Regions from separate parts of the Mus musculus genome. Here region 2 is linked to region 1. Evidence: chromatin loops called from intact Hi-C (ENCODE). Cell type or tissue: heart. All regions are shown on one strand.

Region 1 (8,000 bases):
TCATCTGAAAACGAACCCTGAAGATATCGGTAAGGAGCAAGTTTCTAAAGTATTCTACAATTGCAATACAAATGCACACACAAACATTCTCTGTGTGCAAGCACACATGCATGCTCCTTATAATTCAAAAATGCCTAAAATAAAATTAAAAATTCCCACTCAGGAGGCTAAGAGCATAGTTCAGAGGTAGAGTGCGTCCCTAACATGCATGAAGCCCTGGCTTAATCTCTAAAACTGCAAAGAAAAAAAACCCTTAATTATGAGGGAGAACCTTGCCTGGACTTAATAACAATGCAGTCAATCAGACTCCAAAGGTAAGTAAGGCTAAGGCTTAATTTACAAAAAAACAAAACAAACAAAACAAAACAAAACAAAAAAGGATAGCTCCCTCAAAAATCACAAAATGCAAATCAAAACTTCTTATTGAACATGAATTTGATGGAGATCCAATGAATACCAAATACATGGATTATATCAATAAGCCCTTAATGTACACATTCATTTTATGTGGTTAAATGTTCATATTCTTAACCCATATTTAATTTTGTATTTATTATACACATAGTTTTGAGAAGCATCAAATATCTTTTGAGGGAAAAAATAGTACAATTGCACTGAGTGAGCTTTTAAATTGGAGAGGGATCCATGACTCCAGGGAGATGTAGTTGAAAGCATGATTGCCCCCAAATAAAAAAATGCCAAGAAAAGCATTAAAAAGTATGGCTAGCTTATGGCAAGCAGCTTTGACGCTGTCTGTCAAACCTATGATACCAGCTCAACTGAAAAAAATGTCACTGACCTTCCTAGTGATGTCTCACTGCCCGTTTTCATACTCATTTTAACAGAGCAGACACACGTCTACAATAGCTACGGACACTGCTACCCTGCTGGTGTTTACTTTACACAACACTTCCCTACAGAGCTCAACTGTTTTTGGAGGTGTACATAACAACACGGGCACTGCTTTCCAGCTGTAAAAAAGAAAGAATAAAAATCAGTATTTCAACAATCATTTCATAAGAGAACTATGAATAAAGGTAGTGATTGACTTAAAATGGCTCCGTTTGAGAAACCATATTTTAAATGTTTCAACTGTCACTCCACGATACCTCATAGTCAGAAAGACAGTTTGAAGGACAGTCCCCATTTCATGATTCTGCAATCAGGGTAAATGAAAGTTCCATCATTCCATAGACAAATGTGTTGTCAGATGGGGAGAAGGATGGCTACCAGGAGACACCTTTAGCCATATTCCAATAGGTTATAAAAATACAAGGGTAAAAGGAAACCTGTTTGAGGCTGCCTAAAAATTTGATGTGTAAGTGATGGTTTCCTGAAAAGGAGGACAAATTACACCAAATTCCCAGAGAAGCATATTCTAAGTCAAGAGCAATACAGCACCACACACAGTACAAATGCCACTGTGCTGAGACAGAGGTATTCTGTAAACTTAAGGTTAAAGCAATATAGATGTCTTCATCATCGATTTAAAAAACAAACAAACAAATAAAACCAGAAACATACTCTATACCTTATGAGTATACTCCTTGGGGACTGCTTAGTGCGCTAAGCATAGTTGGACTATGACTCTCAACTAGTTTATTTCATTCTTTTTGCCCAAATGTCTGCTTTTTGAGGAACTGACACATACAGATGGCTTAAAGACTAAGAAAACAGAGACAAAGAGAAAATTTTACTTACAAATGTGAAACAACAGGCTTGCTATTTGGCACTATCTGCTTCTGTGCTTCATATTAACTCCTTAAATTGCTCCGATGCACATGTGCTAGGGTGAGAGCCACTTTTATCCCTGCGGGAGGAGAACAGCGACTGAGAAACTAGATGATACCGTTGTTAGGGACTTAGCTAGAAAATCTTTAAATAAAAGCCACAAAGATTTACAACTTTACACTAATAAACAAAGAATTTCAAAAGTACCAAATTTTGATGTCTTAGAACAGACAGTCACCATGTAAGGCAGCAGCTCTCAACCCGAGGGTCTCGACCCCTATGGTTGTTGAGTGACTACCACAGTGGTTGGACACTTTTGTGATATTTATAATACAATTCATGACAATAGCAAAATTGCAGTTATGAACTAACAACAGTAATAATTTTATAGTTGGTTACCACAAAATGAGGACTGTATTAAGACAATACTACTGCCTCAGTTTTTAGATTGTATGTTTCAATAAAACAGAGGAGGACCTAATTATTTTTTCTTTCTCATTAAAACTATGGTACTTTGGGTATTCTTTGGTAACAAATAAACTTAATTTGGGGCTAAGGTTTTACTCCCACGTCTTTGGTCATTACATGCTTGTTGTATACCTTGAGATAAATCTCCTTCAGACTCCTATCTGATACCACAGCTCCACTTTCTAGGCCACACCCAAACATCCGCAATGTTTTCCAATTTCATCGGGGTCCCGTACATTACACTCAATTTCTTCTTTAGGTTGGCTTTCATTTTTAAAAACACAAATCTATTTTTAAGGGACTATTTACCCTTAATTAATATTCACTACCTTTGAACCATAAACTTGCTGTACGCATATAAACATATGTAACAAAACCAAAACTATTTAAAAAAATTAAGTCGCAGTGAATCAAAGGTCTAATCTAAGAACTGCTGAAGCTCTGAGTCAAAACCTTGAAGATACACAGGCACAGGCAAGGACTTTCTGCAAAGGGCTCCGAGAGGCTGAGGAAACACCAGCAAGAACTGGCATCATGTAACATACAAACTTTCTGTAGAAATTAAGAGTAGAGAGATTCTACGGGATCTTTGTTGGGTAGTCATATGGCAGGGGGCTCACATCTAGAATTATATAAACAACCCAAAAACCTACTAAAGGGACCCCCCCCCCCCGTATCTATTAACAACAAAAATGTCACAACAGCAAGGAGAGAGTAACAGAAGAAACTTTGTAAATCTAAAATGAGGCAGCCCTATCAGACAGGAAGAGAGCTAACACAGTTCCTTCCAGTAGTTCAGTAAAAAAACATGTACTCAGAGACACCACTGAGGAGCTATCTCAATTCACAGGTCCTCGAAACCAAAAATTAGACAACCCGTTATCCACATATAAACACACATACACACCCCTCCTCAAGCAATCTAGTTGCGCTCAGAATACTAAATAGGGCTCAATGGTCCTACTTTCCCTAAAGGTTTTTCTTTGGGGAATCTCATTAGTAGCCAAAGCGACTGAGGGAGAAAGGAATGTTTCTCACCTGGGAAAAAGGGCATCCCCATTCACTGGCTCCCCGTGGGAGGCCTGCTTAGCATTATTGGGCACAAGTTTTAGTCTTCTGGAATTAGAGAGCACCACCAATTCAGAGACAGCGTTGCTCTTCCCAGAAAATGCGTCCTGCTCCTGAGCTAGTGGGACTGGGACGCTGGTTTGTTTGTTTGTTTCTTGTTTTTGTTTGCTTGTTTGTTTTGCAATGACAAGTTTTTAGCAAATGGAGGTCAGGGGCTATGGGGGACCTGGACCCCAGCTTAGCGTGGGGTGCGGGGGTATAGCCCGCAACGCCTCCAGCGAGCAAGGATGCTATGGCCAGCCCGGGGTCTCCCAAAGGCCTTTAGTTATACGGATTTTACACAAAACAAAGAGTTACTTTTAAACGCGACAGACTCAAGGTCAAACTGCGAGGTGCTTGGGCCCGTGGAAGAGATGCCCGAAAAAGCCCAGATCCAAACTCACAGGCTTCCTTCCGTTTCCTAACCCCAAACTAATAGGTGTTTTTCGTTTTGTCAGTAAAATTCGATTTTTGTTTCACAGAACAAGATGCGGAGGTAGAAACGGTGAAGAAGCCGGTCCCAAATATTTACAGGGCAGGGACCTGATGACGGGCCAAGGCCGGGGCCGCTCCGCCCAGTCTGGAGAGGGGTGTCACTGCCGCGGCGCTAGGCCCGGAGTCCTGCTTGGGGAGACTAGAGCACTCACCCTGGGCCTGCTGGAGAGTCCCCGGAGAGAGGGTCGCCGCCCGCCGGCTCCGGGGCACTCGGGTGAGCGCTCGCAGAGGCCGTTGACCGAGCGCACCGAGGCGCCCGGGCAAAGAAGCGGCGGAGCGGCCGCGACGGGCCGGGACAGACGCGAGAACGGCCAGGACTGACCCCTTCCAGGAGCCGTAGCGGAAGTAGGTTTCTGGTCATGTGACGAGAGAAGGGCGGATGTTGCATGCAGGCTCCTGAGACGTCGACGCGGAGCCATTTTTGTCGTGGGCAAAGTACTTCCGTCTCAGGTGATTCCTGTTGAGGGGGTTTCTAGACTTTGCGATCTTTAAGAACCTTGCGTTTGCAGGTAAACTGGTAACCTGTTTTAAAGGAACGCCTGAATAAAAATTCTTATGGTGGCCCGCGAATTTGCATATATAACTAAATATTGGAAGTAATTCTTCAGCAGTCTAATTGTGATTTCCCTAAAACTTACAAATTAAGAATCCGAGAAAAGGGGAAGCTGAATTGGGTTTCAAGATAGTAGGGGTCAGAAATCTCTTTCAAATCTAAACACCCAACTTGTGGCTCCCCTCTGGAAGGCAAGAACCATACTTGCTCATAGAAGGATAGACGGGAAGCCAAATCAGGAAATACGACGTGTGCCTCTATTTTCATAACCTAGCAACTTCACCCACTGTTTCTCATCCTTGGTGACAACCAACCAGGGTTAAAGAATTTTTTTTTTTACAATCTGTTCCATATTATAGTTGAGCCTGGTGCCACACTCTTGAAATCCCAGTATTAGGGACTTAGGAGCTAGAAGCTATAGGATCAAGAGTTCCAGACCAGCCTCAGCTAAGTATTGAGTGGAAGGCCTGTGTCATTATCTATATCAAACATACACACTCTTTTTTTTTTAAACAGTAAACACCTTGATACTTTAAAAAAAAAGATTAATTTATTATTATATGTAAGTACACTGTAGCTTTCTTTGGACACACCAGATGAGGGCGTCAGATCTCATTACGGATGGTTGTGAGCCACCACGTGATTGCTGGGATTTGAACTCAGGACCTTTGGAAGAACTCTTAACCACTGAGCCATCTCTCCAGGCCCATACATGCTCTTTTTCTTGTGGTTATTTCCTACTAATAGAGTCTAACATGTTTATATTGGTTTAAATATATGTAATCTAGAAACAGTTTTAAGTGTTTGTGAGGATGTGCATAGGTTATCTGCAACCATCAATTTTATATAAGAGACATAAGCTTGTGGATATGAGCTGTGATTCTAGAACAAATTTCTCACTCCCTTGTGCAAAGGAAGAGTATTTACTCAAGTGATATAGTCTTGAATCTAAAAATACTTCCAAAGTCAATCTTTGGCTCATTCTTATAACTACAGTTCTAAGGAACCAGAAGTAAGAGGGTGGGAGGATTGCCAGCACTACACAATGAACCCTGACTCAAAACAACAACAAAAACCCAAACAAAGAAAATCTCAGATGATCCCCCAGAAGTGTTATTTTCCTTCAAAATAATGTGTCAAACTTTCTGAATTTCATTCTTGTGTGTCCTTCCTAATATTGGTTTAAGATAAGCAAAATTTCCCTTTACCTTCTGAAGGTCTCAGTGAGACCCCAATTAAATTGGCATAAAACAGCAGGTGAACAGAATGGAAGCATACACTTTTAATTAGTAATTTTTGCTTGTATGTTGGAATATTGAAAAATGAAGACACAAAGAAGTTCTTAGGATCTATAATCTGTATCAGAAGCTGACCATTGTAGTAAATTGTAAAAATGTGAGAAGACACTTTTTAAGTGTCTTTGTCTCAAAATAATCTTTATTTCAAAGGGGCCTACTGTGGGTGGTGTGTCCTGCTAATTTATAGTGACAAGTAATCCTCCTTTACGGACAGATTAAATAACATTATCCTGTCATTCCAAGTCAAGGCCTTTGGGGGTAAGTATGGATAAGCTAGGTAAGCCATACATTATCAAGACTTTTAAATGTGTTCTCTCCCTCTCACTCATCCCTCTTTCTCACCCCTCTTCCTCTCCCTCTCCTTTTTTCCCCTTCTCTCTCCTTTCTCTCTCTTATCCCTCCCTTTCCCCATGGCAACTTCCTTGTCCTCAGTCCTTGGCACCAGTGAACTCACCCATTTGCCGGACAGCATCTTCCCAATAAACCTGTCTTTAATCTAATCTAATCTGGTTTAAATGGGTTGATTTCAGCAGCAGCAGAGAAATAACCTATCAAGGGTCTTATTGCTCCCTTACACTTCTTAAATGTTGCAGACTTCTTTTTCTTTTGTCCCTAGCCCTTTCTTTTCAAAGTTTTGAAATGACTTTTAAATAAAGATCCATAATTCAGTTATCAAACCCAGGTCTTCTTCTGTAACCCTGATTTATCATTTATCTTTGGGCATCATGTGAGTCTATTAAACAAGACAGTGTTTCATAGAATGTCAGAGCACCTAATAGTGTGTGATACAGTCTTAAATGAAAAGTTATGTGGCATGAATGGTGCTTCTTCCATGCACATGGAAGTCTATTCCTTCTTGTGTCCTGTATTATAGATTCATGATGGGTCTTCCTTTTCTTCTCTCACTCATGTGTACATTTCTGTTTGTGACTTAATGCCATTGGCTTTTTCTATAACCTCATAATATATAAAACCAAATAATCTCATCCACTTAGTTTAGCTTCATCCTGATGCATGACTTCTAGCCATTGCTACTTAGGTTTCCCATTAGGGATTAAACCCTGATAGGTTTTACCTTATTTCCCCTTTTCAACTCAGACATTCTTCAGTTACTGTTTCTCGTTTATGGCAAGGTTACTTTTTTAGGCATCAAGATTCAGAATACTATAGTTATCTCTTACTATCTTAATTTGATGGTTATTTTCGGTGAAAATTAGTATTCTTTGATATTCTTCTTAATTTCAAAGTTGTGTATTGCTTTATAGTGACTATTATTTTTACAGTCCAAAATAAACTATCTTCCACTAGAAAAAAAACCCAAAATATGATAGAATTGTTCCTTTTCTTTTATTTTGACAAAACAATAGAACTTTAGTTATATTTACAGAAATATTAGTACATTGTAATACATTATAATTTTGTCAGGATATAACAATATAAAATATTTGATATATTTTAAATAAATTTCAAGTGGTTATTGAGAAGAATATTAAATTAAGTTTAGTGGTAGCAAGCTACATTTGAAATATAGAAAACCTTTGTAAAATTAACAATAAAATTCAAATTTAAACATTTTTAATACTTTTATAAATAAATTAATAATGTGTTATCTTGCAAAAAAAGAACAATTGACAAGTTGGTTGTTTTAGCACACTGTGAAACTCCAAAGTTGAAGCACCAAAATTGAAACAAACGTTTTGTTAATCAGTTAAAAATGTTGAAAGATTTATTTGTATTTATGTGGCAGTGCCTGTGCTAGTGAATGCCACCTATATGTGGGTATCCTTGAATGCCACCTATATGTGGGTATCCTTGGAGGCCAGCGGGGTCCCTTTGAGCAGTCCTGAGCTGCATGACCTGGGTATTGAGAACTATACTTGGGTTCTCTGCAGAGAAACCAGCACTCTGAACTACTGAACCATTTCTCCAGCCACATAGGAAATTGAATTTTAAATGTATAATTTACTCATAAACATCTGGGAAGTACTATGCACGGGCTGTATTTTATTGCTCACTCTTAGAAGTACAAATGACTGACTGTTGATATGGCTTCTTTGGGCATTAAGGTGTCCAGTATTACCTGTTTTAAATACTGATAAGAGGACAGAAGAAGAAAGGGGCCTATGAGCAAATGAAGGGTAGCTGTTGTGACATCAGCACCAGTCTAGTAGTGAAATAGATTACCCTGAAAGTCACCAGTGAGTTTTAAAGAGAGACAAAGGTGAAAAGGATTGTGGCCAGTTTCTTGGGTGTGTGCCTATTGAGTGGAGAACATGAGAGGATGATGAAAACTTTGAAAACAAAATTCTGGGTGGCTGAGGCAGAAAACTTGTGGTGATTTGGGGGTC
Region 2 (8,000 bases), 410 kb after region 1:
AAATTCCGTTTTCATTTTCCCTTCCTGTCCATAACGTAATGAGACGTCTCCCAGTGGAACCGGACTTTATTGCTTTGTAATTATGATGTGCATGTAACAACGTCCAAGAAACTAGATGGTAAATAACACCGACATGCAAGCCTGAATGCACACTGTCAGTTGGCTATCATCTGGATCCCAAAGGGCGCTTGCACACTATCTATTGCATCCCAGAAATATGACACATTTGCTTTTCTGAATACAGCCAGAATTACCCACCAGCTTTGAAATATCATCACCATGATGCTGCAAGCAGCAGCTGCGTGATTGAAAGTAACTCCCCTCCCCCACTCTCCAGCTGTCCCCAGGAAAACCCTCTCAATGTGTGAAAATGACAGTATTACTACTACCACCACTAATAATAACAAGCTAACAAATGGTTAGATTTGAAATTATTTTTCTGAGGATCATTATTAAATTAACTTTAACCCCCCCACACACACACACAAATCTACTTCACCATATGAATGAAAACCAGATGCTATCATCCAACAAAAATCACTGTGGGTTGTATACATAAGTATCCTTCTTTTGTAGACTTTGTTCCTCTTCCTCAGTCACTTAAGAGACTGAACAAAAGTTGAAATCCTAAATAGCTTTAACAGTGGTACAGCTGCCACAGTGTCAGGGATTGTTAACAAGCTGTAGGGTTCGTTGTTGTTTTTCTGCACAGAATCCCGTTTCTATAAAATATGGGACAAACTGAAGACTGTATGTGTTTGGGAGCCTTATGTTTGGTTTTTAATCATCACCCAGGACTCTGTATGAGAACCCAGACATATGCTTAGCCCAGAGACAAAGCCAGCAACTCTGCAGGGCAGGGGATCCCCAGTATCTAGACTCCTACCATCACAGTTTTAGGTACAGCTCATGCTCCGAGCTCTGCCTCTGACAGTTAATCATACACAGGTCCTCAGAACCCCACTTCTCTGGACACATTCTGGACCAGGAACCTGTGTACTCCAATGTCACTGATCTTAAAGCCTCCCAGCTCTTGAACCTTCTGGGTAAATTTCTGCTTAACAAGCTCCAAGTTAAAACAAAATAAGTCAACAAAGAAACAAACAAAACCCTGAGAATCACTGCTTGGATGCAATAATGGCAACATTAAAGAACAGCAGTTAATGGTTTTTCACAATAAATTTAATGTATATGTACATAAGTATATAACTTTTAATGTTTGGTTCCCTACCCTCATATAATATACTACAAAGTAAACAAAAGTATGGTCTGCTATGAATGCCTTTATGCATATGCCATTCATACACTCACAGTTAAATGTAGAAGCATGAAAAAAAAAGTAAGAACTTTGACATTTTTAAAAAGTTGAACACACTTGTGTTCTATTGTAAAGCATATGTATTGAAAAAATTACTTCAGGGTTAATAACATTTTTATGCATTTATTTACAGAAGTATCTTCTATAACATAACAGCATCACATGACACAGCTGACTGTATCAAATGAAATTGGCCATAGGACAATCAAAGATAGTTTGAAGTTAATTATCTCTAATTTGGAAACTATAAAAACAACGTCTAGAAATCACTGATTATGAGAGAACTAGTGTTCTTCTGGCACGCTGAGCTGTAATTTTCTCCAGTGTTTGCTTTTTCCTCACAGATTAGGAAAGCTTTGGTTCAGCATCTCCATCGCTTAAAAAGCAGTGAACACGTCATAAAACAACCTAGTACATAAAAGATGGAAATTAGCCGGGCGTGGGGGAGCATGCCTTTAATCCCAGCACTTGAGAGGCAGGGACAGCCAAGGCTACTCAGAGAAACCCTGTCTCGAAAAAGAACCAAAAAAAGAAAAAAAACAAAACAAAAAACAACAACAACAAAAGATGGAAATTAACAGGGCAGTCAGAATTAAATGTTAAACATTATATCTTCCCCTTTCAAAAAGAGACATTACCTAACATATAATGTAGTAGTAACAGTTAACACAGCATCTCATTTAACTTAGGTAGCTTCTACTTTACAGGAGAAATTAAAACTGGAAGGAAGCTAATCTGTCTATGGGGCATAATCAATACACAGAGGGAGGAATTCAAGCAGGGCTTGCCTGACCCAGAACCACAGCTATCTATCTATCTTACACAGAAAATAATAAAACATTAGGAGTCTCTGAAAAACAATCGCTTCATGATGGGACAGTATCACTTTGGTGGTAAGGTTAACTATTATGGATAGAAACAGGTATCACAAGTGATATATTTACATGACAATTTATTGCCCATAATATTCTGGAGTCTCAGCATGGCCTTGGCACCAGTGCTCTTTAGTCAAAGCTATGTGTTACACAGGCCACCACTAGTCACTGACCCTTTTTAACACTGTAATGAGCCTAGACTCAAGAACAGTAGCTTCAGACCCCAAATGATTATTTCTTCCTCTAGGTGAACCGTTGGAGAAAGGAATAGTTCTTAGAAAATGTTCCATGTAGTAATTTGGAGAAATAAAATAAAAATCATCCCGTTGGGAGCCTGTCCACTTAACTGTGACCGTCCCCAATGGACATGAGCCCTTCTTTGCTAAGATGGAGCCATACCATATATAGGGACAAAAGCTAAGGACAGAAACAGCTTTTGGTGGCGGGGTGCTAGCCACCACTGTATGCTTCTTTGTAACTCTGGTCTGGCCTTTACCAAACTACAGGACAAACTTAGGTATAACTAAGTTGAAGAAACAAGAAGGGCAAAGACCTTTAAACCACCTTGGCACAATTTCTAATAGTTCATTTTCTAAAATACCACAATGTAAATAAAATTAGTGGCATAACGGACTGCTGTAACTTTCTCGCTTGATGTGGCTGTTTGCATAGGGTCTCATGATGTAGCTCTGACTGGACTCCAAACTTAGGATATCTCTTGCCTCAGCCTCCTGAGCATTGCTGTTACAGGTGTGAGACATCCATAACTATCCTGTATCTAAATTTTTACTATTCATAAGTAGTTGGGATAAAAGTCTTTGCAGCAGTCATAAAATCATGCACTCCAACTGCTCTCTAACCCTACACCTCGTCCTTCCTCCACGACCTGTGCGCTTTCTTCATGCAGGTCTAGTAACTTCTCTTGGAGTGTTTTGTATGGGTTATTGCTACCCACTTGTTTTCACATGTCAACACTTAGTACTATGAAGTCACAGTTAAATGATTCGGTCAAGATTCCAGATCTAGAAAATACCTCACCTTACTCTAACCTCATTATGTATAAAATTCCATAACGAGTGAGTACTTTTTACGCTGTTATTCGTCGAACTCAGTACCCGGAAGTGCTAGAATGGACCGAAAGGCTTGCTCAAAGGGGTATGACACTAAAATCTGTACTGCCAACAATTCCCTCAGAAGATGCTGTTGATGGAGAGCAAACCCAGGACCAAGGCAGGAGCACTTGCTCTCCTGGAATGTACCAGAACACTAGAAGATCCGAAGCAGAATCAGTAATAGAAGCAGGAAGAAGGTAAATGAGGTTAGGACGTTGGGATGAAAAGTAGAGGGGGAAAAAAAAAAAAAAACAAAAAACCTGGCACCATGCCCCCCCCCCCAAAGAAAACCTGGTGTCATGAAGCTACTGAAAGGGACTTTTATAAATGAGTCTGACAACTGAATCTTAACCGTGCAATAATTAGATATTACAGTTGTTATTGTTGTTGTTGTTGTTTTAAATAATGCCTGTTTTGGAAAAACGGAAAGGCATGTGTGAAAAGAGAAGAGGTGAAGTCCCTCGGGTGTATGTCTGTCCTCTATTCTGTGGTACAGACAGCCTTACAGAGGTTAGGATGGGTCTGTGTGTTTGAGACAGAAGTGGCCGCCCCCCCAACCACCTGCCACTGCAAGCTCTGTGCAAGCTGATGCAACTTCGCCTCAAACTTCCTGAAGTCGGAGGAACCTCGCAAAAGCCTATCCGGGCAGCCTAGATCTCCATGAGCCAGGGAAGCGGTACCGGTGCGACTGCCCCTGCGACCCCATCCCGGCCGGCCGGAGGGGAGAAGAAGACCCGGACCCGGCGGGCCGGCTCCTCCGCCCGGTCCCTAAGCAGCACTTCCGCCCAGCGGACCCTGGCTGGCCCCATAGCAGCGCTTCCGCCCGGCCCGCAGCGGCCCGGATCTCAGCCCCGGCCCCGCCATCCGTGGTCCCGGGAAGCCGCAACACACGCCGCACAAAAGCGATGCCATACACTCAGCTGAAGAGACGCGGAAACTCACTCTCTCTAAGACCCGCTTGCGTCCTCACGTACTCCCGCGCTCGTGCGTCACTACGTCTGGACGCCGAATCCGGAGACTCAACTTCCGGCACGGACGCCGATTCCGCAGGCTCCACTTCCGGCGGCCTAGGGAAAGGAGCGGCAGTCTGCGCATGCTCCGTGCTTCGTACTGCCTTTTCGGCTTCCTCTAGCTAATGCGTAGCGCTCATCCTATTCAACCCTTAGCAACAAGGGTGTCGGTGTGCTTTTACAGCCATAACTAACTAATAATCACTTACCACGCGCACAGCGCATGAGTCGCCTATGGCCAGCTCCCTCAAGGCCAAAGTTTCTTCCCGGTGCAGTGTAGTCTACCAAGTGGACGGTGGAGACAGTAGCTGTTCCCAATGGGCCTCAGGAGAGCTGCTTATCCCAGAAAGTAGGCCGGCGAAACAGGGCCACGGTGTACATTTCATTCCCCAAGCACAAACACGAGGCCACACTGCTTAGCCTGTTTACTGCTTTAAGGGCTCGTGAGAAAAGGTTTTTGTGACTTAGGTCGTTTGATGCAATTTTCTCCTTCTAACGTGGAACCAGTTTCATGGGCAGCTTCTTCTAAAGGCAATGCTGCATTTGTGTCCTACAAGAAAACGATGTTTGGTGTAATTATTTTTCTAGTAATTAGAGGAGAGCTCCACCTTTTCAAGGCATGAATTGGGTGCAGGTATATTTACCAAAAGGCTTAGTAGCCACGTCTAGTTAGCATATTAAAAACTTCCCAGTCCCCCAAAAGTTAATCTTCTATTGTATAACAGAAGAAATTCTCCTAAAAAATTTTCCCTTGTAGTTGGAATTTGAATGAAAATTTCCCACACTATTAGGAGATATAGATGAGAATTTCAAGTGACAAAATTCTTAGCAAATTCAAGAATGAATTCTTATAATTTAACCCCTTTCAGGTATAAAAAAAAGTGGGGGGGTATGTAAGTCCAAGACTGACATTGCGAAACTGCATTCCTGGAAATGGAACCCAAGTGAGTAGGGGGAACTAAATTGCATGTAGAAATATATCTCCTTAGGAAGAAAACATGAATGCAATTTCTCAAAAGGAGAGGTCTCTATTTGTTCTTCCCACCAATTCTATGCATCCATTCCATTAATATACTCTTGCTTTATATTCTCTGTCAGTCTACCCCTTTCTATACTTACACTGTTTTTGTTATTATCTTGTTTTTAAGTGCAGAAGTGACTTTAAAAGAGCCGCAAATCAAGTCTCAAATCAGTAATCTCAAAAAAAATGCAATTGTAAATAGACAGGGCTTAGGAATGTTCTTGGGGAGCAGGCTGTGATGGTGAACACTAATGACCCCACAGTTTGAAGGTAGAGACAGGAAGATTGGGAGTTCAAGGACAGCCTCAGCTATATAACTTCAAGACCAGCTTAGTCTATATGACATCCTGAATCATAAAAAGTAAAGAAAAAAAACATTTTAATCCTATTTTAAATATGAGTAAAATGTTTCATTGGCATATAAGAGGACAGAGAAAAACCATTTTTTTAATGACCTCACCAGACATAGGGGCAAACACCTGTAATCTCTCCACTTGGAAAATAGATGCAAGAATATCAGGAGTTCCCATTATCTGGGTAATAATTTCCTAGCCTAAACTTTAATAGAGGGACAGTCAGAATTCTTACATGTAAACAAAGCTTAAAATTACTAAAGACTCAAAGCCAGACTAAGTCCTCTAACGTTTTTGTAGAAAAGCAAGTCATTGTTACATTACCTTGTAAAAATTATAATTTTTAAGTTCTCAAAAGTATTTTACTTGTCAGCTAAGATATTATTATGCATATTCCATTTAGTATATGAAATATATTTATGGTGTGCAGTTTTAAATTGTATCTAACCCTTGAGGGACAAGCAACAATTCTTAGCCATTTGACTCAAATTAATGTTCATAAAATATGGTGCCTGTGTTGAAACTGGGGGTTTGGTTACCTCCTTTGAACATTTCATAACTGGGTGGAAACTAGCAGAAAGGCAGATAGACATTCCCACCTTCCAGAATCCACCCTGAAGGAGAAAAGATGCCAGACAACAACACAGTGTACCAAAAAACTGGATTATCCTGTAAAGGAGGAGTTTGTTGTTATCTCTCACAGCTTCTAATGAATCAAATATATTACACTCAAACTGTTTCAAAAGATGGGTTACGTTGATTAGAGATTGTCTATCATCCTTCTTATGGAACAGCTTTCAAATTAGATGATTCGGCTATGAGAACTATAACAGGGCAAAATTGGGCCAAGTGTCGTGATAAGATTATCAACACTTAATAGTAGACTACACACACACACACACACACACACACACACACCCGCACTAACCCTAAGAGACTTATAATGGCCATAGAAAATAGATGTTACAAAACTAAAAGGTTCGTAGTGAGGAAAAAAAGATTTCACTGTGATAAGATAGCCAAAACATTAAGAAGAGACAAGAACTGTAAATGTCTACATATCCAACAATATAACTCTAAGGTCATGAAGATAAAATTGGTAGCATTGGGAATTTAGGGTGTATCCAAATGTTAGAGTGCCTGCCTAGCAGGAACAAGGTTCCAGAGCTGCGCAGCGGGGTATGTCAGAGGAAATGAATTAAGAAGCACACAGCAAAAGTCTGATATTTAAATACTCTTAACAATGGGTAGGAAATTAGACTGAAAACCATTAAGTATATAGAAACTTCAAAAAAAAAATACTACCAAAATAGTAAGTGCAGACCACTCTACTTAATAACAGCAGAATTTATAGCTAATTTAAGATATCTGTTCTCCAGGATAGCCCCATATGGTGCATCATAAAACAAACGTGAATAAATTTAAAATTAACGGCATCATTCAGGGTATCCTCGATGGTGACAATAAAATTAAATTAGGAATCAACAAAAGAAATACATTTGGGAATTAAAAAATTTAGCCACTGAGTAATGCCTAAAAAGGCAAAGAGAATTAGAGAGCAGTTTTAACTGGACAAGAAGGAAATGCAGAGATGTCCCAGTTCCATTAAAGTGATGATGTTGACCCACATTAACAGTGCTGCTTTAAAGCAACATAGTGGGGAAATGTCCCAATAGCTTAGCTTTAGGAGTAGTTAAAATGAGCAACACACACACAGAGAACATAAAAGACGAATTAATACACATAAAAATGGAGGAAAATCAATAAAAATTAAAATCTGATTTTAAAAGATTCAATTTACCAAAAGGAAAAAGAAAACCACACTAAATGTCCCAAACGAGGCATGAAATGACTATATCACCCAACCCATTCTACAGGAATTTAGATGACAAGAAACTGCATAAATTTATGTTAATAAGGTAAGTGTTGTAAATAAACTAAACGAGGTCTTAGATTTAAACTGATAAAACTTGTTCAAGAAAAAAAAAAAGACTCCATTTTCTAGGATTGTTAGAGAGAGAGACAGAGACAGAGACAGAGACAGAAACAGAAGAAAAGGAAGGAAGGAAGGAGGGAGGGGAGGAGGAAGGAAGGAAGGAAGGAAGGAAGGAAGGAAGGAAGGAAGGAAGGAAGGAAGGAAGGAGGGAGGGAGGGGAGGAGGGGAGGAGGAGAAAGAGACAAAGAGGACAGAACAGAAAAGAAGAGAAGAAAACTATGACCTGGGTGACCTAAAATATCAGCTACACAACTGTTCAGTTTTAGAGGCTGCAAGTCCAGTATCAAAATGTTGGCTGGACCATGTTCACTCCCT

Evidence for each region. A loop is a pair of places that touch in the nucleus more often than their neighbours do. Peaks named below come from ENCODE experiments on the same cell type or tissue, not always from the same donor. Only the 100,000 strongest peaks of a DNase experiment are listed, where the experiment ranks them.
Region 2: a loop joins it to region 1, with 6 times the contacts of the local background. A loop is called at or near these places in 7 of 42 quality-filtered maps.

Annotation. Positions count from the first base shown.
Region 1 is chr1:82,721,038-82,729,037 of GRCm38, reverse strand. Col4a3 (collagen, type IV, alpha 3) reads right to left here. Exons shown (of 52, transcript NM_007734.2): 52 at 6,979-8,000. It overlaps Mff (mitochondrial fission factor), which reads right to left and starts at 4,148. Exons shown (of 9, transcript NM_029409.3): 1 at 3,954-4,148; 2 at 1,702-1,810. It overlaps C430014B12Rik (a long non-coding RNA gene), which reads left to right and starts at 3,117. Exons shown (of 4, transcript XR_865578.3): 1 at 3,117-4,251. In heart, no CTCF peak of the experiment used is centred here; a DNase peak (open chromatin) is centred at 4,147; H3K4me3 peaks cover 1,911 bases; H3K27ac peaks cover 1,531 bases; H3K27me3 peaks cover 396 bases.
Region 2 is chr1:82,312,896-82,320,895 of GRCm38, reverse strand. Rhbdd1 (rhomboid domain containing 1) reads right to left here and starts at 4,317. Exons shown (of 7, transcript NM_029777.3): 1 at 4,248-4,317. In heart, no CTCF peak of the experiment used is centred here; a DNase peak (open chromatin) is centred at 4,345; H3K4me3 peaks cover 1,691 bases; H3K27ac peaks cover 1,314 bases.